Linked DNA regions of Homo sapiens: region 2 is linked to region 1. Evidence: read pairs that join two places in POLR2A ChIA-PET (ENCODE). Cell type or tissue: HCT116. All regions are shown on one strand. Each heading gives the region's core, and the rest is flanking DNA. Links, peaks and the distances in the headings are about the cores only. Region 1 has its middle 500 kb from the start of EPHA4. Region 2 overlaps EPHA4 (EPH receptor A4).

Region 1 (17,088 bases), core at 5,847-8,346:
AAGAAGGAACACACTGGTGTGGCAGGAGTTTACAAGAGGGAACCACTTCTAATCTGTGATGTGGCTGTGATTAGAAGGTGGTGTAGGATAGAAGAGGATTCCAGGCAGAGGAAGCAGGAAATGATTTGAAAGTTCATGCCTACTTCAGATTATGTAAAGGGTTAAAGAAATACATCTAAAATTCAAAAGCATGGGAAATACATTGATTCATTCATTCACTAAACAAACTTATTAAGTGTTACATGCCCATGTAGGGAATGCAAAAGACAGGATTTTTAAATCAAAGAGCTCCCAGAGGACTTGACCCCAAGGGAAGCAAATACCAGACTCAGAGCTGCATAAGACCTTGGTTTCTTGTAGGAGCAGGGAGAAAAGACTTCTGCCTGGTCCACACATGGTAGCAGGAGAAAAGCTTGGGAAACTGGTGCCAAACATAGATAAGCCAGCAGGTGGTGAAAACATGAGGAACCGGCAGGATGCTCCTAAAGGGGAGGGCGCATTTGGTCCTGGAAAAGGTATGATCAGCACCAACAAAGCCATATGGAAAATAGCGAGTGAAATCTGGGCAAGAGTCTCAGTTCCAACTGTGTCCAATCTGTGGCCCATATACAAAACCTGTCACAAGCCCAGTCCTACCTAAGGCTTGGTCCAAATAATTGCAGGATTTTATTTCTTTTCTCTCAAAGGTATAGGGCAAGTCAAGGAATGTGAAAATAGAGATATGACCTTCAACATTGACACCATCCTTCCTGGCTATCTCTGCAGCTCCCAGAGGTGAGAGACAGACTGGAGAGCTTTCAGGGGGCAGGTCCACCCATGGGGACATCCATGGGACAGGCTGAAAGGCACCTCAGGAGCTTGGAGGTTAAGAGAAGGAGAAAGGCACATTCACAGGGTGCACTGATGTCTTGAGTTCGAGAACCAGGCCAAGGAACCAGAGACTAAACAGTTAAAGAACAGCTCATTTTAAACATAAATAAAATTCCATCTACTCTACGTATTTTGTGAGCAAAAATGCAGTTCAGAAAAGCAGATTTGGTGCTGTGCTAAATGTTTTCATTTTTTTTATACGCTCCACGTTAGAGCTTGTATTTTCTCATACCTCCAAGGCATAGTCTTTTATGGCTTTAGAGATAAAAGATTTACATTTAAATCACGCTTTCCCCATGCCACATTCTAGCAATAGCATTTTAAGTTCTACTGTTCACCTAAAGGTCAGAATGCCTTTTTTTTAATGCCTACATATGCTACCACCTTAACCAAGTGAAGAAATCCTTTTAGCTTTAATTGTCTAAATATTATTTATAGTTTATGTAATATAAAATCCAAGGGATTCACAACAAAATGGAGACAGGAAAGTGCCATCCTGGGACTGTTTTGAAGAGTGAAGATATTGCATAGGTCTAGGACTCCAAATCCAGAGTCTCTATTATATTTGTGTGTGTGTGTGTGTGTGTGTGTGTGTGTGTGTGTGTGTGTGTGCCACATATACCATCAGGTGACTGTGTTCCAAGCTAATAGGTTCTCCTGAAAGGCATGAGATGGACAATCAGATAAGACCCTTTTGTTTCTCACTATTGCCTTGAAATTTACTGGCTGCATAATTGTTAATTTTATCCTTTACTCTTTTTTCCTGCATAAAGAAGATGGCAGGAGAAAAACAAAAGAATTGTCTCCTATGCCTTATTTGGAAATGGAATCGTGGGCTGTCTTGTTACAATCATGAACATCCATTGCAAAGCCCATCTACCCAATTGTCCAGAAACTTGAAAGTAAGGAGGTGATATGCCATGCATAGACTTTCAGGATTTCATGTCCTTGTATTCAGGACAATTGGGGGAACAAATCTCTCAGACAAACAAGTTGACTTTTACCCTTAATCCTGTAATTACAACTCAGTCTATGTTTTCAAAATTGCACTTACAAGACAAAATGGGAGAATAGCTTGCTTCTGGTTCTGAATCTGTAGTAGAATGTCTATAAGGAGCATGTGTCCTATTTTTTTAACTACATAAAAATTATCTTTCTTAATCATCTGTAGGTGAAGAATGGACCAGAGAATAAGGGTATGTTTCCAAGAGCCAAGAAAGAGCTAGGAAGCTAAATACTAAACCAACTGATATTTGCATTCAGGAATGGTGTGATGAGAACCCAAGCATTTTAATTGAAAGAGTAAAACCAAAAAAGCTCAAGGACAAATCATACCAAACAAAAGGAAAAGAACGATCATTTTAAAATTTTTATCATTTGTACTTCATTAGTCCTTGTGCTTATTATTTATTAATAAATAAGACTTGATGAGAGTTTTTTTAAGTATGTGGAAGTTTATTGCTTCTGTGGCCATGAATGTATTGAATTCCTCTATTCTAGGGTGTTCTTAGGGTAAAAAAAATCGACTGCAGATTAGAAGTAGTTCATGCCTTTGTTTTCAGTGAATCTTGGTACCAGAGGGAGCCCATGACGACATGAAGTTAGAATTTGACCCATAACAGTTACTCCAACCTCTCTTCCACTTTAACATCTTCCTGCCAAATGATCTTCTAAAGAAAAGAAAAAAACCCCACGAAGCTAGAAAAGGAAACCACTTTGTCTACTCTGGGCAATCAGTGGATACAGCACTTCATGTCAAAGGAATGTGGAGGGAATGTTTAAACTGTAATATTTTCACAGGCAAAGAACTTCACAAGGACCCAGAAGGTCAAGACTGCATTGATACCCACTCTTTTCAGAGTAATACTGTCTAGAAAAGTCCAGTGAAAATATTTAATAACTGGTTCTGGTTAGACATCATTTTATAGTCCTATCTAACAAAACTACTATCCTTTCGGATTAGAGAAAATGTTTACTTATTCAGAGTTGCAGAGTGCTACCTGGGGACAGCCCTAGGCAAACCATAAAGTTGAGGAATTTTCCTTCAGTTCTGTCTGACCTTCTCCATGCTTCTTCCATTTTATTCCACGTCTTCTTACCTGCCCTTCTACCTTTACCATTAAATATCTGATACTCTTGAGGACTCTCCTTTACTTTTCCTACCCAAACTTACTCTCAAGAAGGCATTCAACTTAACATTTGAACCTGAGTGTGAAATTAAATCAATTATCTTTCCTCTGTTTTTTTTTGTGTTTTTTATGTTCCCTAATTTAACCCTTTCTAAAGATATTCAAGCATAAGGAAGTGGTAAGATGAAATATTTTAGCCGTTCAAAATAAAATACTTGCTGGCACATGGAAATTAGACTATCTGTTGGTGGTTTACTGTCTAGTCTAGTTTCCACAGAATGACAATATTTACATTTGGTGTCATCATAAGAGCCCCAGAAACATCCAAGGCACTTATATAGCCCCCTAATTGCTTAAAATACATCACTTATTTGAATATTAGTGACAAATATTTTCTTGGTGACCAAGGAAAGAAGCCCCGGGTTCTCAGACTGCACATGTATTGCACGAGACCTGAGTATTCTCAGGATGGAGCGGGCATAGTAGATGTGGTATTTTTGTCTACTGAACATTCTCTGTATGTCCAGCCCTCTTTTTGTCTACTGAGCATTCTCTGTTTGTCCAGCCCTCCTTTCAGTTCTAATCCATGACTACATTTAGGGAAGGCATACAACGCAAAGCTGGGAACTCAGGTTACTCCATCCCTGTGACACAAAGAAATTAGTGGCTGAACAATTATTTTACCCACAATTAACCAGTGAGAGTCATCCCCTGGGATTTGATTATCTCTTCCTAGAAGACACTATCTTTCACTGGAACTGATATCTGTGAGGATGATGGAAGCTTGCAGCCTCCTGAAACCATCTCATGGGGAAAACATGTGTAAGAATCAAGCCAACACAAAGCAAAGGAGAACTGAAAGATAAGGAGACATGTATCTTACGGATGTTTCAGCCTTTGCATAAAGTCAGGTTTGAAATCTGCCACACCTCTGGGCTCCTCAGTACATGCTAGTCTTAAATTAGTCAGTTGGGTTTTTATCATTTGTGACCAAAGTACTACTTAACCAGGAACGTCATCAGGGAACCTATCCTTGAAGATGCCAAACAATGAATTACAGCTAGGGACACAGAACAGATACAATTGTGTTGAAGCCAAAACCAAGGTGACATTGATGTTACCCTTTGTTGAGTGCCTGCCTCATGACAGATGATTGCAGTGTTACAGACACATGCCCTCTTCTACCCCATCTCCGGCTTTTTACTGATAGATGATTCCTGATTGACAGTAGAAACACATTCCCAGAGTGGACAGCAAAGTGGAATGTAACACCAAGTTATTTTTTTCTCCTGTTATTTAATAGTGCCTGATTGAGCTGGTTCCTCTTTGTCAAGTGTCATTCAAAAATCACCCAATTGTTGGTCCACCCTTGCTTGGTTGTTGATGAGAATGCCATGTGGGCTGGAATCAAAGCCTCGCTGAAATTTGTCTATTTTACATCTGTTCCTGGCTGGGAGCTTAATGAGATGCATGGCATAATGAGATGTGTGTCTGGAGTATGTAATGAGATTCTTGATTCAAGTGCCTAATGAAGCCTATAGCCTAATGAAATGTATAGCATAATAAGATGCATAGCCCGAATGTATAGTACAGATTTGAAAATCCTTTTACAAAATATCACTAGGCATGCAAAAGTTTCTCCCATCTGTATAAGCTCCACCCACGTTTCTTTGGAATTCTTAGCTTGTCATTTCTCAATGCTATTGTCATTTTTGTCATGGTTATTTCTCATATCCAAAGCTAACAGAACATAAGCACTGGCCCTCATCAAATATAATAGGTAGTCTGAAAACACAGCATAGAAATTTTTTCCTCTTGAAAAGAGAAAATCATATCTTTGTTTCCTTCCATTCACTTCCTGATTTTTTAATATAAGCAACAATATCAATGAGCTGTTGCCTAACAAAATACCTAAAACTTTATGGCATAACACAAGTGTTTATCACTGCTTATGAGTTTTTGAGTCAGCTGGGTGATTCTTTTAGAGTAGACTAGGTGATATGGTCTGGCTCTGTGTTCCCACCCAAATCTCATCTTGAATTGTAATCTGAATTGTAATACTCATGTGTTAGGGGAGGGGACTCGTGGGAGGTGATTAGATCATGGGGGCAGTTCCCCTATGCTGTTCTTATGATAGTAAATAAGTTCTCATGAGATCTGATGGTTTTATAAGGGGCTTTTCCCCACTTTGCTCTGCACTGCTCTCTCCTGCTGTCATGTGAAAAAGGACATGTTTGATTCCCCTTCCACCAGATTGTAAGTTTCCTGAGGCCTTTCCAACCATGCGGAACTGTGAGTCAATTAAACCTCTTTCCTTTATAAATTACCCAGTCTCAGGTATTTCTTCATAGCTGCATGAGAATAGACTAATACAGTAAATTGGTACCACAAAGAATTGGGTGCTGCTATAGGGATAGCTGAAAATATGGAAGCAACTTTGGAACTAGGTAACAGGCAGAGGTTGGAACAGTTTGGAGGACTCAGTAGAAGACAGAAAGATGTGGGAAAGTTTGGAACTTCCTAGAGACTTGTTGAATGGCTTTGACCAAAATGTTGTTAGTGATATGGACAATGTAGTCCAGGCTGAGGTGGTCTCAGATGTAGATTAGAAATTTGTTGGGAACTGGAATAAAGGTAACTCTGGCTATGTGTTAGCAAAGAGACTGGCAGCTTTTTGTCCCTACCCTGGAGATCTGTAGAATTTTGAACTTGAAATAGATTATTTAGGGTATCTGGCAGAAGAAATTACTAAGCAGCAAAGCATTCAAGAGGTGACGGAGCCTAAAAGTTTGGAAAATTTGTCTTTTTATGATGCAGTAGAAAAGAAAAATCCATTTTCTGGGGAGAAATTGCTGCAAAAATGTGCATAAGTAACAAGGAGCCAAATGTTAATAGCTAAGACAATGGGAAAAAACATCTCCAGGGCATGTCAGATATCTTTGTGACAGCCCCTCTCATCATAGGCCCAGAGGCCTAGGAGGGAAAAATGGTTTCCTGGGCCAGGTCCAGGGCCCCTCTGCTGTGTGCACCTTTGGGACTTGGTGCCCTCTGTCCCAGCCACTCCAGTCATGGCTAAAAGAGGCCAAGGTACAGCTCAGGCCATTGCTTCAGAGCATGCAAGTCTTGGCAGCTTCCATGTAGTCCTGCAGGTGTGCAGAGGACAACGATTGAGGTTTGGAAACCTCCACCTAGATTTCAGAGGATGTATGGAAATGCTTCGATGTCCAGGCAGAAGTCTGCTGCGGGGCAGAGCCCTCATGCCAGACCTCTGCTAGGGCAGTGTGGAAGGGAAGTGTAGGGTTGGAGGTCCCACACAGAGTCTCCACTGGTACACTGCCTAGTGGAGCTTTAAGAAGGTGGCCACTATCCTCCAGGTCCCAGAATGGTAGATCCACCAGGTGCTTGTGTTATGCACCCGGAAAAGCCGTAGACACTCAACACCAGCTTGTGAAGGAAGCTGGGAGGGAGGCTATCCCCTGCAAAGCCACAGGGGTAGAGCTGCCCAAGGCCAAGAGAGCCCACCCCTTGCATCAGCATGACCTGGATGTGAGACATGGAGTCAAAGGAGATCTTTTGTATCTTTAAGGTTTAATGACTGCCCTATTGGATTTCAGACTTGAATGGGACCTGTAGCCCCTTTTTTTGGGCCAATTTCTCTCATTTGAAATGGGTGCATTTGTCCAATGCCTGTACTCCCATTATATCTTGGAAGTAACTAACTTACTTTTGATTTTACAGGGTGATAGGTGGAAGGGCCTTGCCTCATCTCAGATGAGGCTATGGATTTGGACTTCTGGGTTAATGATGAAATGAGTTAAGACTTTGTGGAATGTTGGGAAGGCATAATTGTGCTCTCAAATGTGAGAAAGATGAGATTTGGGAGCGACCAGGGGCAGAGTGATGTTGTCTGGCTCTGTTCCCCCACACAAATCTCATCGTGAATTATGGTCTAACTTGTAATCCCCACCTGTTGGGGGAGGGGGGAAGGAACTCATGGGAGGTGATTAGATCATTGGGGTGGTTCCCCCATGCCATTCAAGTGAGTGAGTTCTCATGAGCTCTGCTGGTTTCTGCCCTACACTATGCACTTCTCCTTCCTTTTGCAATGTGAAGAAGGACATGTTTGATTCCCCTTCTGCTATGCTTTTATGTTTCCTGAGGCCTTTCCAAACATGCAGAACTGTGAGTCAATTAAACCTCTTTCCTTTATAAATTACCCAGTCTCAGGTATTTCTTCATAACAGCATGAAAATGTACTAAGACACTACGATTGCTTATGTGTTTGTGATGGGCTACAAGTCAGCTAGAGTCTCTGCTGATCTTGACTGGGCTCTCTCACATCTCTGCAGGTCACCTTCCTGTAGGCCTGTCTAGGAAGACATTGGCTGGGGCAGTTGAGATTGCCTTGATTTTGTTTCTCATTTCTTAAGAACTGACTACGACTTAATCTAACAGCAGTCAGGAATCCAAGAGGAAGAAGGGAAGGCTGCAGGATATCATAAGGCATAAGGTCATCACACTGTCATTTCAACCATATTCTTTTGAGACAAAGCAAGTCACAAGGCCATTCCATAATCAAGAGATTAAGAAATGCAGGCATAACTTGGAGATATTGCAGGTTGGGTTCCAGGTCACAGCAATAAAGCAAATATTGCAACAAAGTGAGTCACATAATGTTTCCAGTTTCCCAATGCACATAAAAGTTATGTTTACACTATACTGGAGTCTAATAAGTGTGCAATAGCATTGTGTCTAAAAATGTATATACCTTACTTTAAAAATATTTCATTGCTAAAACATTCTATCATTACACGGCCCTTCAGCAAGTCATAATCTTTTGGCTGGTAGAGGGTCTTGTCTCAATGTTGATGATTGCTGACCAATCAAGATGGTGTTTACTGAAGGTTAGCATGACTATAGAATTTTCTTAAAATAAGACAACATAAAGTTTGCTGCATCTATTGACTTTTTCTTTCACCAAAGATTTTTCTGTAGATTGCGATGCTAATTGTTAGCATTTTATCTACAGTAGAACATTTTTCAAAACTAGAGTTAATCCTCTCAAACCCTGCCACTGCTTTATCAATTAAGTTTATATAATATTCTAAATCCTTTCTTGTCATTTCAACAATGTTCACAGAATCTTCACCTGAAGTAGTTTCCATCTCAAAAAACCATTTTGCTTATCCATGAAAAGTGAATTCTCATTGATTAAAGTTTCATCATAAGATTGCAGCAATTCAGTTGCATCTTCAGGCTCCACGTCTAATTCTAGTTCTCTTGCTATTTCTACCACATTGCCAGTGACTTCCTCCACTGAAATCTTGAACCCCTCAAAGTGATCCATGAGGGCTGGAATCAACTTCTTCCAAGCTCCTATTAATGTTGATATTTTGACCTCCTCCCATGTATCATGAATGTCCATATTGGCATCTAGAATGGTGGACCCTTTCCAGAAGGTTTTCAATTTACTTGGACCAAATCCATCACAGGAATCAGCATCTGTGGCAGTTTTAGCCTTATGAAGTGTATGTCTTAGTATTGACTTGAAAGTTAACATTATTCCTTGATCCATGGGCTGTAGAATAAATATTATATTAGCAGGCATGAAAACAACATTAATCTCCTTGTACATTGCTGTCAGAGCTCTTGGGTAACCAGGTGGATTGTCAATGAGTAGTAATATTTTAAAAGAAACATTTTTTTCTGATCAGTAGGTCACAACTGTGGGCTTAAAATATTTAGTACACCATGCTGTAAACAAATGTGCATCCAGGCTTTGTTGTTGAATTTATAAAACACAGGTAGAGTATATTTAGCACAATTCTTAATAGCCCTGAAATTTTTGAAGTGGTAAATGAGCATTGGCTTCAACTTAAAGCCATCAAATGCATTAACCCCTAACATAAAATCAGCCTGTTCTTTGAAGCTTTGACGACAGTCATTGACTTGTCTTCTCAAGCTATGAAAGTCCTGGATGATATCTCTTTCCAATATAAGGGTGTTGTGTCTACTTTGAAAAGCTATTGTTTAGTGTAGCCACATTTGTGAATGATCTTAGCTAGATTTTCTAGATAACTTTTTAGAGCTTCTACATCAGCACTTGCTGCTTCACCTTGCACTTTTATGGTACGGAGACAGCTTATTTCTATAACTCCTATGTCACAGAGACCTCACAAACTCAACCTCTGTTAGTTTCCAAGTTTTCTTCTTCAGCTTCCTCACCACTCTCAGCCTTCATAGAATGGCAGAGAATTAGGGCCTTGCTCTGAACTAGGCTTTTGCTTAACGGAGGGTTATGGCTGGTTTGATCTTTTATCCAGACCACTAAAACATTCTTCATATCAGCAATAAGGCTATTTTGCTTTCTTATCCTGTGTATGCTCAAATAGGAGCAATTTTAATTTCCTTAACTAACTTTTCCTTTGCATTCACAACTTGGCTACTTGGTGCAAGAGGCCTAGCTTTTCACATGTCTTCCTCACTAAGCTTAACCATTTCTAGCTTTTAATTTAAACTGAGAGGCATGCAACTCTTCCTTTCACTTGAACTTTTACAGGATATTGTAGGATGACTGATTAACCTAATTTTAATATTGTTGTTTCTCAGAAAATAGGGAGGCCTGATGAAAGGGAGAGAGATTAGGAAATGACCAGTTGGTGGAGCAGTCAGAACACATACATTTCTTGATTAAGTTCACCATCACATATGGGTTCAGTTCTTGGCTTCCCAAAACAACTACAAACAAACAAAAATGCTAATAGGGGTTACAACTAATTTTTCTTACAACATTTGGAAAATATTTGATAGTAGACAAGATTAGGAATCTACCTCATTATTGAATTAAAATTGAATATTTTTTCATCTTTTTCATGGGTTGTCTCTAAGATTATTGAAGATTGTGTTTTGCCAAGAACTGTGGGTGATTGGCCCCAGGGATGAGGTGTGTGTCGCATGAACCTGTCCTAAAATTTCTGAAGGACTGTGGAGAGTTTTAGCAGTGTGTATCTCATTCACGATAGCCTTCTGGATAAAACCCAGGGCACTCTTTTGAAAATTTATAGGGACTAGTCTATCCAGCAGTTTAACAGCTAGTCTATTTTTTTTTTTTTTTTTAGCATACCCCAGCCAAGGTTCTATCTCCTTCCCATCTCCCAGACTGAATATCCATTATCTCTCGAGATGCCATTACCCTCAGATGCCTCAGATTTATTTGTCTAGCTATTTTATAGAATAAAGGCCTGATAGGGTCCTCTTTAAATACACATTCTCACCACATTTTAGAAACCAGCAGTTGGTCCCATCATTTCCCTAACTTAAGATTATGCTTTTCTATTGCATGGAGATCATAAATTTTACTCTCATGTGCGTTTTACAATTGTGGAAAGGAATGAATCAAACACAATACCCAAATACCAGAATTTTTTCTGATTTATTTTCCAGCTGTGCTTTCCTATCCACGTGATAGTTTATTTAGATACATGCACACATGAATCCTCTGCAAAAGTGCTCAATACAGACTTGTGGATATGTGGACTAAATAGTTTCATTATTTAATTCAAAACCTGGCATCAATCTGCTTAACCTGATTAGCTCATCTTTGCCTAGCTTTGCTAATTAAATATCTTTTTAAAATTTCTTTTTGTTTCATGAAACCTCTAGGTATAATAGCTTTTTTAGATAATAGAGTTTATATTATCTCTCTGTTATCTATATGATATATATCATCATGGAGCAGTGGCCCCTAATCAAACACTAGTTGTGTCTTTATATGCAAAGTGACTACAGCAAATGATAGCAATTAGACGTGCTTGTATTTTTGTAAAGGCCTGTTCAAGTCTAAAATGTGTCTGTAACACATTAGGATTTATTTTACATAGGTAAACTGCTGACACTGATCAAATCATCAGATTGCTACCCAGTCTCTACTTCACTGTTTGCTGGGATGAGTCGCAAGTTTAGTTGCATATATCTCAAAAAAGTTCTGTAATCCATTTCATTTCCGTGCATAACCAAACCCACGTGGTATTTACTCTTTGTGTCTTTTTATGGTAATGCTCAGGCTCAATCTGTGGCAGCTTAAGGGATGTACACACAAGTCAAGTGGCAGAGCTGGCAAGATCCTGGGCAGAATAAATGCAGATAGCATGGAAGGTAAGCCTTGGAAAGGATTGGAAACCAGGAAAGCTGGTGGATTTCAGTAAGGGAGAAGGGAGAACATACACTAGTTCAGAATTTCTCAAAATGATAATTTCATATTACCTGTAGGAGAGTCACCTGAAAAGCCCGATAAAAATATATTTTTTCTTGGCTCCTACCCTCCCTGCTTAATCAAAATCCTTAGGGAAGGTCTCCAGAAATTTATGGTTTATCAAGTTCTCCAGCAATTTGTGTGCATTTAAAATTTGAGAACCAGTGTACTAGACTTTGAACATTACTAGTACACAGTTTATATACAATCATCATTATATTCCCAGTGACTGGGCAATTTGTAGATGGTGATTGAATGAATAAAGAAATGATCAAACAAATTGTATTGATACCAAGATCATTGTATGGTTACTATACAGTCTGTTAGTGACATAGCCACAGGTTAGAAATGCATGAATGTAAGACAACAAATCAATGAGTGCAGCCATCAGCAAAGAAGAGCTTGATACTGAGCCAAATGCTATTAAAGTGGTGCTTTGTGCTGGTTACTTTCTTGCATTTTTAGATTGTGTAGAGGGACAGGCATGGGTTTGGAATGGAGGCCCCCTTGACTCTTCTGTCCACAAGCAGTTTCAGTTTTTATACCTAAAGAGGCCTACTGAGGTATTTTCCTAAACAATTAACCGTCTCCCCTAAGACATATTATACAAAAGAAGTTGCAATATTTATTTTAAAGAAATATTGAATATATATTATTTTAAATAAATATATATGTCTTTCTTAATTTTGTTTAATTTACCCTCCTTCAGTCTTGACTGTATCCCTGTTCTTGATGAGTGTCTTATTTTTGTTTTCAAATAACTACAAATGACTGTCATACTGAATTGAGTGTGTATCACAGATTGGCCTTCCTAGGTTGTGTCCTTCCAACCTGGCTACCACACATAGTACCAATGTGTTAGTAATCAGAGATCACAGACGGTTTAGGGCAGAAAAAAACCTTTGAGATAACATAGAACAACTCTATCATTTTACATGAGGAAACTGGGGTCCAGGGAGGTTCAATTCTTCATCCAACATTTTACTATACAAAACCATTGCTCTTCTACTATGTTGTACTTGCTCATCAAGTCATGATATAGATTCTATTGTTAAAATAAGTAGCGATTTTAAAGATTGTGCTTTCCTTGTTAATAACCCCCACACAAAGTCACAGAAACAGGGTAAAGTCCATATTTCATCATAGCAATATCTGAGTAAATCAGCTTACCAGTAACACTTTGGGTACACTAATAAAATAATCTGACTGAATATAATCTAACATATTATTTTCATAAAGTACATACTTTCCTAAGTCAATTCATTTAAGAGAGAATGATAGAGACAGTTTCTAAAGTCAAGCAAAGACCAAATTGTAATTTGGGGTTAAACTTACAGGTGACAGAGACAAGCTGCTTCTCTGTTGTTTAAAATAGCAGTTTACATCAGGAGTTTACAAATTCTCAGAGAAAGTCTTATCAATGTAAATGTCAGAGAATTTGTTGGCTGTGCCTTTTACTTTTAGCAAACATGTGGATCCCATTCCCTTCATCCGTGGAAATACAAGACTGTATATTTTAATTCATCTGAAGTTTTACCACAGAGTCTATAAATATTACATAACAAATCTGTGCATTACTACTTTCTTGTGCATTCAGGATACATCTCTGTCATCATTATAATCAACCTAATTGGGCAAGACTTCCTAAGTGAAGGCAATAACATTTGTTTACTTCATTGTAGGAATGTGCTCGCTGTCTGGTACCACCACATTTAAATTAGTTTTTATCCAAAACAGAGAGAAATTCACCCTTCAGTCAGCACAGTCTGTTAATTTGAATGTGTTTAAATTAACTACGTTCATGCCCTGTAGGAAATTCTGAGAAACTCTGCTCTTTGTCCTTTTGCAAGAGAACTCAATGACATTTAGACCTTTTCCTTGTTCATATTTTGCAGAGATTAGAGAAGAGGTAGCCCTCCTCCTGTTTCAGAGGTGTCAGGTCGCATGTCCAAAGCTGCTCCAGGTGCCATGTTCCTGGTTGCAATAGGAGTGGCAAGATGATTTCTAGTGAGTGTTGCAATACATTGTGGAAGATGCAAGATTGTGAAGGGAAGGGAGAGAGAGCAAAATAATCACACAAGTCAAGCCCAGATGCATATGGGTTATTCATACCTCTTTTGTAGGAATTCTGTTTCCCTTTATATGTGATAGCTCATCTCATGGAATTAACCTCTTAACATCAGAGATTTCCTTCAGAATAGTCACAATTTCATTCCCAAAGGAATTGCCACATCTTTCCCATTCAATTTTTTTAACTTTTCCTTTGCCCTTTGTTTTATAAACCTTGTAAGGTACACTCCTATGATCTGAATATTTCTCCCGAAGTTCATATGTTAGAAATTTAATCCCAAATGCAACAGTGTTGGGAGGTGGGGCCTAATGGAGGTGTTTAAGTCATGAGGACTCCACCCTCATGAATGGATTAATGCCAATTATGAAAGGACCTGAGGCTGCAAGTTCCACTCTTGCTGTCTCATGCTGTCTTGCCCTTCCACCTTCCACCATTGGATGATGTGGCATAAAGCCTGCTGCCACATGGCAGCCCCTTGATATCAGACTTCCTATCCTCTAGAATGGTGAGAAATAAATTGATTTTACCCAGTCTGTGGTGTTTGCTATAGCAATGCAAAATGGACTAAGACATATGCTTTCTACCTCAAATCCCCCCATACTTAATGAAGGGCAGTAGCTCTAACCAACCTGGAGGCAAGGGGAAGGAAAAGATTCATAGGGTGGTGGTGGTGGGGGACATGTTTAAAGGGTGTCTCCTTGATTTATGCTATTCCTCATTGTGATATTCATGTGTCATCATGTAAAGCACACTTATTATTGCTAATGTTCTTGTGTTTAGCAAGTCTTTCAATATAAGCCATTTTAGAAAGAGGGCATCTCTTTATCAAGGAAAGAGCCTCAGGACTGCTCTGCCTTGCACCCACCATTATGGGGAGCCACCTGCCTTGCACCTGCCATCAGTGGATGGGAACTGATGCCGGGCAGCATCTAGAGTAAGGGGGATGAACGGCTGGTGCCTCTGGCCTGTGCTAAAAATTCTACACAACACACATTTACACAGAAGATTTTTAGGGCAGTGAAACTACCATGTGTGATACTATAACGATGAATACATGCCATTATATGTCTGTCTAAACCCATAGAATGTACAACACCAAGACTGAACCTGAATGTAAATTATGGACTTCGCGTGATAACAATTCATCAATGTAGGTTCGTGGATTGTACAAATGTACCACTCTAGTGGGGAATGTTGATAGTGGTGGAGGCTGTGCATGTGTTGGGGGCAGGGGAAATCTTCCTTTCAATTTTGCTGTGAACCTAAAACTGCTCTAAAAAATACTTAATTCCACCCTCAAAACACACACATTTACACAAGTAGGTCAAAATTAATCAGTTACCTCATTGCTTTTATATTCATGCTTCAGGAAGCATTTTGTTTTTGTTGTCCTATTCCCTGAAAAGAAATCTCCCAGTACTCAAATTTCACCTTTATAAGTTTGTTAAAAGGAGTGTGATATTGAAGCCAATAATCTTATCCTTCTCTTTTCAATGTCTACCTCATATAGGCCTAGCACAAAATTGGCATTTGTTAAATATGTGCTGAATTAAAGTCATACCTCAGGACTTACTGCTGGCCTGCTCCAAAAGTGTTAAATAAAGTATTTATATAAATGTTAAATAAAGTGTTAAATAAAATGTAAATAAATAAAAACTATCAAATAAAGTGTTTTTATGAAATAATAATAAAATCTAATTGCCTAGGTTACATCAATCTGCCTAGGTACAATCTAATAGGAATAGTAAAATAACAGCAACTTTTTAGGATGGACCCTTGGCAGAATACCTGGAATACCACTCACCATTTCTTTTCTTCCATTGCATGACTTCCCTGGGCATCTTACATGTAACTATTGACAACCATGACTCTCGTCTTCCTTATAGCATTTCCTCTGCTCTCCAGCTCGGCACACTTTGTTGACTTTTGGCAGTACATGATACCCCTGGTATATTCCCTGTCATTGCTCATATTTCCTCTGTGGATCCATGGTTCTCATTATTTGAGTCTTTTTAAATTGCTCATGACAGTAGTCCAACTCAAACTTGTTTAAGCAAAACCAGGCATGTATTGATTCATGAACCTGGTACATCTGTGAGTTGATGTGTCTTCGGATCTAGCTGGATCTAGGGATTCACAAATGTTGTCATAGGGATTCCGTCTCTTTCTTCTAACTTTAACACTTTCTCTTCAGTGGTGAACATGAATGATGATTGACAGCGGCACACTCACATCTTTTCAGCTTTTTGAGTCTGAGAAAAAAAGATTTTTCTACCAGCGCCTAAAGAAACATTCTACTGAGAGTTGTAATGAGTCTGGTTTGTATCACCTGCCCATCCCTCACTGATTACTTTGTTTGAGGGATGTATACTCTGATTGGGTCAAAAAATCGCTGCTGTGACAGGAAGTGGGTTTAGCTCTACCTGACCCACATGGAATGAGTTCCCCAGAAGAGGAAGAGGTTCTGTTAACAGACGAAGAGGTAAAGAAGGTGACTGAGAGACCAAATGTGTTTCCAAACCATGTCACTCTGATGATATTCTTTGATGCTTCTGAAGGTGTGAGATTGTTATTTCACATACCACCATAAAGTCAAATAAAATGTCCTTACACCACACAAGTGTTGTTTTCTCTTACTAGTCTTGGATGTGAAAGAGAAATTTTGGGGGACATGGATACTATAGCTTTTTTTTTTCTTTTTTCTTTTTTTTTTTTTTTTGTAGCTCACGTCCCAAGTGCTCTGACACAATGAGTCCCTGAGCAGCTGACCTAGAGGACAATCTGTGGAGTGCAAGTACCCCAGGGCAGACTCATCCACTGCATCCTATTTGCTGCCCGTTTTGAGTTTTTGCATTTTAAATTTTCTTCTCTCATCGTGAAGCCTTTTTCCCAGGGCAAGTACCTAGGGAGGCCCTGGTGACTAAGAAAAACAGTCCTGGGGACTGGGTGTCAATATCAGTGTGTCGTGTCCATTCACTGACCCATCCATGACATTCTGTAGTGTTTTCCAGCAAATAGACTGAGTCTGTGCCCTTTGTTCAAATGCTACCTGCTCAGACACCTTTCCTGACCAGACCTAGAACAGCATCCCACTTTACTAACTTCCTATACTCTTACTCTTGCTTTATGTTTCTTCTTAGCACTTTTTTCTACCTGAAATGATGTCACATATGTTTGTTTACTTACTAATTGTCTGTCTTAGTAGGAAGGTAGGAGAATTTTTCTCTCATATTCTCTGCTGCATCCTCTGTGCCTAGAATAGTACCTGGTATGTACTAGACATGCAGTAACTGCTGACCAGATTTATCAAGAAATAGATCAACGAGCAAACAAAATAATAGCAGGAAAAGATCTCGGGCCATCATTCTGGGACCCTTATTAAGCACAAACCTAAATACACCTAAATGCTACTGGCATTTTTTTAAATGCATGAACAAACGTGTTTAAAAGGCCCTGCATTTTGATGTCATATTGTTAGTCTTGCGTCTCCTTTTAATTTCCTTTAGCATCACTTACTGATGTACAATTTTGCCTGGAATTATGACTAGGTTGACAGAGTTAACTTAAAAAATGCATATTTTGCTGTGATTTTTCTAAGTAAAGCCAGAGAAAAAAGATACATTAAATTGCATAGACCATTTATATTAATTCTGCAGTATTTTGTGGATAAAAAGTCTTTTAATAAAACAGAACTGGGACTTCCTCTCTTTTGTTTAGTAGCTGGAAGCAGATTCTCCCTCTCTTTTGCAGTCAGGACACTGGTTTTT
Region 2 (2,500 bases), core at 1-2,500, 420 kb before region 1:
TATCGGATTCTCTTGACAAGATGTGGGGATGGGAAGCAGCATAAACATCAGGGGTCCTTTCAAACTGATTCCAGCCTCTAATCAGTTCTTCCCAGTTGGTTAAGCCAGGTGACAAACCCAATTCCCTTGTGCTGACAGCCATGATAATCAGGCACCTTCTTTGTTCATTATGCTGTCTTTAACCCCAGCATTCTTATGCAGCCTCGCATTTAGTGATCGCTCACTGTGACGGCACACTAATGAAGAAATAAAACACACTATCTGAGCCTCATTCTTCTAGCCAAAGAGAGACTGTGCTCCACTGGCTTGTAAAATCAGGTTTTTGTTCACTTGGAGAACAATTAGACCAGGTGAATAAAAGTAGCATTGGCTAATTTAGAAGGAAACTGCCTAGGAAGTTTGCACCATTGACGCTGCTGGAGAGCTTAAGAGAATTTAATCGTAAACAAACTTTACCTTTGGGAATACTTTTGCTGGAGCCTCTGGTTAGGTTAACATAAATGGCTGCCTGTGAGATGTGCTGAGATGTTTCTATGGAAGCACCATCGGAACATTTTCTGGAAAATAGCCCATAACTATTTAGAACAGGGAGTTTAGAACAGAGCTTTTTAAACATCCACATGCACAAAAATCACATGGAAATCACCTGCGGATTAGGAGGAGCGAGGTTAGGCCTGAGAGTCTGTTTCTGACAAGTTCCCAGGTGAGGCTGAAGCTACTGATCTGTAAAACCGTCTTTAGGCAGCAAGGATTTAGATTCCCAGCCCCACGGCTGTCAGGAGACAGGAGATTCTGTTTTGATGCCTGTAACTTTCAGACCTGTTCTTCAGCTCAGTGGTGACTCTAGAAAGGTATTTCATGGATTCTGATCATTCTCCCTTCATGGAAATGGAATACTTCATCTGTCTCCTGTATGAAGAAAATCCAGCCTGGGTAGAATCATACAACCAAATGCACTCACTGTGGAATTATTTTTCTTTTTAATTTTGCTGTTGTTTGTTTGTTTCTTCCAGAATCCTCACCAAGTTATTGCCAGAGAGTAGAAATGTAAATGTTCACCTTAGACACCTGTATCAGTCAAGAGAGGCAAGAAGTTTTTTTTTTTTTTTTTTTTTTTGGCAACATTGCCAGGACAAGCACCATTATTTCTGCACATTCAGGGCTGCCATTAAAGCTGATGTCAGGATTTTGATTTTATGAATCTTTTCTTAACAGGGATTTTGATGTGATTTTTATTAATGAAATTAAAGTCCTTTAACTCTACGAATGACTAGCTCTTTCCCTTCTCCAGATCTGTTTCTCCTTGTTTCCCTGCCCCTTCTGGAATGCAGTCTGGTTATCAGCAGGACTGGGCGTGGTCAACCTCACACCCCTGCAGGAAGACTTCTGATGGTCTTAGTCATGTACTTGCTTGTTCAATGATTGTAGTGAGCAAGATCTTCTTTTCCCCCACTGGGAAGCTAAATCAATGTTATATTTAAAGTAACTTTCTTTTTTTGTTTTCCCTTTTTTGAGATAGAGTCTCACTGTGTTGCCCAGGCTGGAGTACAGTGGCGCTATCTCAGCTCACTGTAACTGCCACCTCCCGAGTTAAAACAATTCTCCTGCCTCAGCCTCCCAAGTAGCTGGGATTTACAGACATGCACCACCATGCCCAGCTAATATTTTTGTATTTTTAGTAGAGCCTGGGTTTCGCTATGTTGACCAGGCTGGTCTCGAACTCCTGACCTCAAGCGATCCGCCCGCCTAGGCCTCCCAGAGTGCTGGGATTACAGGCGTGAGTCACTGCACCCGGCATTAAGGTAACTTTCTTTTCCAACCCCTTATTGTATTTCAAAATGTGCTAGAAAAGTACCTTGTAAAGGTAGTAAATTGGCTTTGCATATCTAGAAAAATGTAGCTCATCTGTCATTTTGCCACCTTGACTTCTGAGCACTGTTACCAGAGTAGTTTTTCGTATTTTTCAATTGGAAATCTGTCCCTGTGCTTTTGGGTGCTCTTTATTTAACTTGTTTGATGAAACTTCTTAGAGCCTGGTGATTGGGAACACTCTGTAAATGAGAGATTATTATTTTAGATTGCCAACTTGAAGGGCCTTTACGAATCTGTCTCCAAGTAAACAGCCTCGAATGTGCCAAACAAACAAAGAGTGATTGATTGATACTTAGACGTGGCCGAAAATATTCCAAAATTGCAGCTTTCAAGACATTTTATACTAGGAGAGCTCAGAGCTAATGAGGGCAGATTTCCTAAGATCTATGACCAGAGGTCCTGATTTGAAAAAACTTTCTCCAGGTTTACGTTATCAAGAAATTGAAACAGCCAAGTTCCAAACAACAAACATCACTTACTTTGTCTCTACATTTGCCTTTTCTAATTGAATTTAGTGCGCTGCTGTATTTCCTCCCAGAAAGTGTATTGTTTTAAAATTACCATTTCAGTTCTATTACTCAAAGCCCTCGCTGCTAATGCTTTCTGACAGTTATCAACATAATGAGCC

The links. Peaks named below come from ENCODE experiments on the same cell type or tissue, not always from the same donor. Only the 100,000 strongest peaks of a DNase experiment are listed, where the experiment ranks them.
Region 2: POLR2A ChIA-PET joins it to region 1 with 5 read pairs; 2 of 35 experiments call an interaction of 5 or more read pairs at or near these places.

Annotation. Positions count from the first base shown.
Region 1 is chr2:221,060,882-221,077,969 of GRCh38, reverse strand. No RefSeq gene overlaps it. Among named protein-coding and RNA genes, the nearest start is that of EPHA4, 500 kb to the left of the region's middle. In HCT116, for the core only: no CTCF peak of the experiment used is centred there; no DNase peak of the experiment used is centred there.
Region 2 is chr2:221,493,619-221,496,118 of GRCh38, reverse strand. All of the region lies in intron 4 of EPHA4 (EPH receptor A4), which reads left to right. Among named protein-coding and RNA genes, the nearest start is that of EPHA4, 77 kb to the left of the region's middle. In HCT116, for the core only: no CTCF peak of the experiment used is centred there; a DNase peak (open chromatin) is centred at 1,338.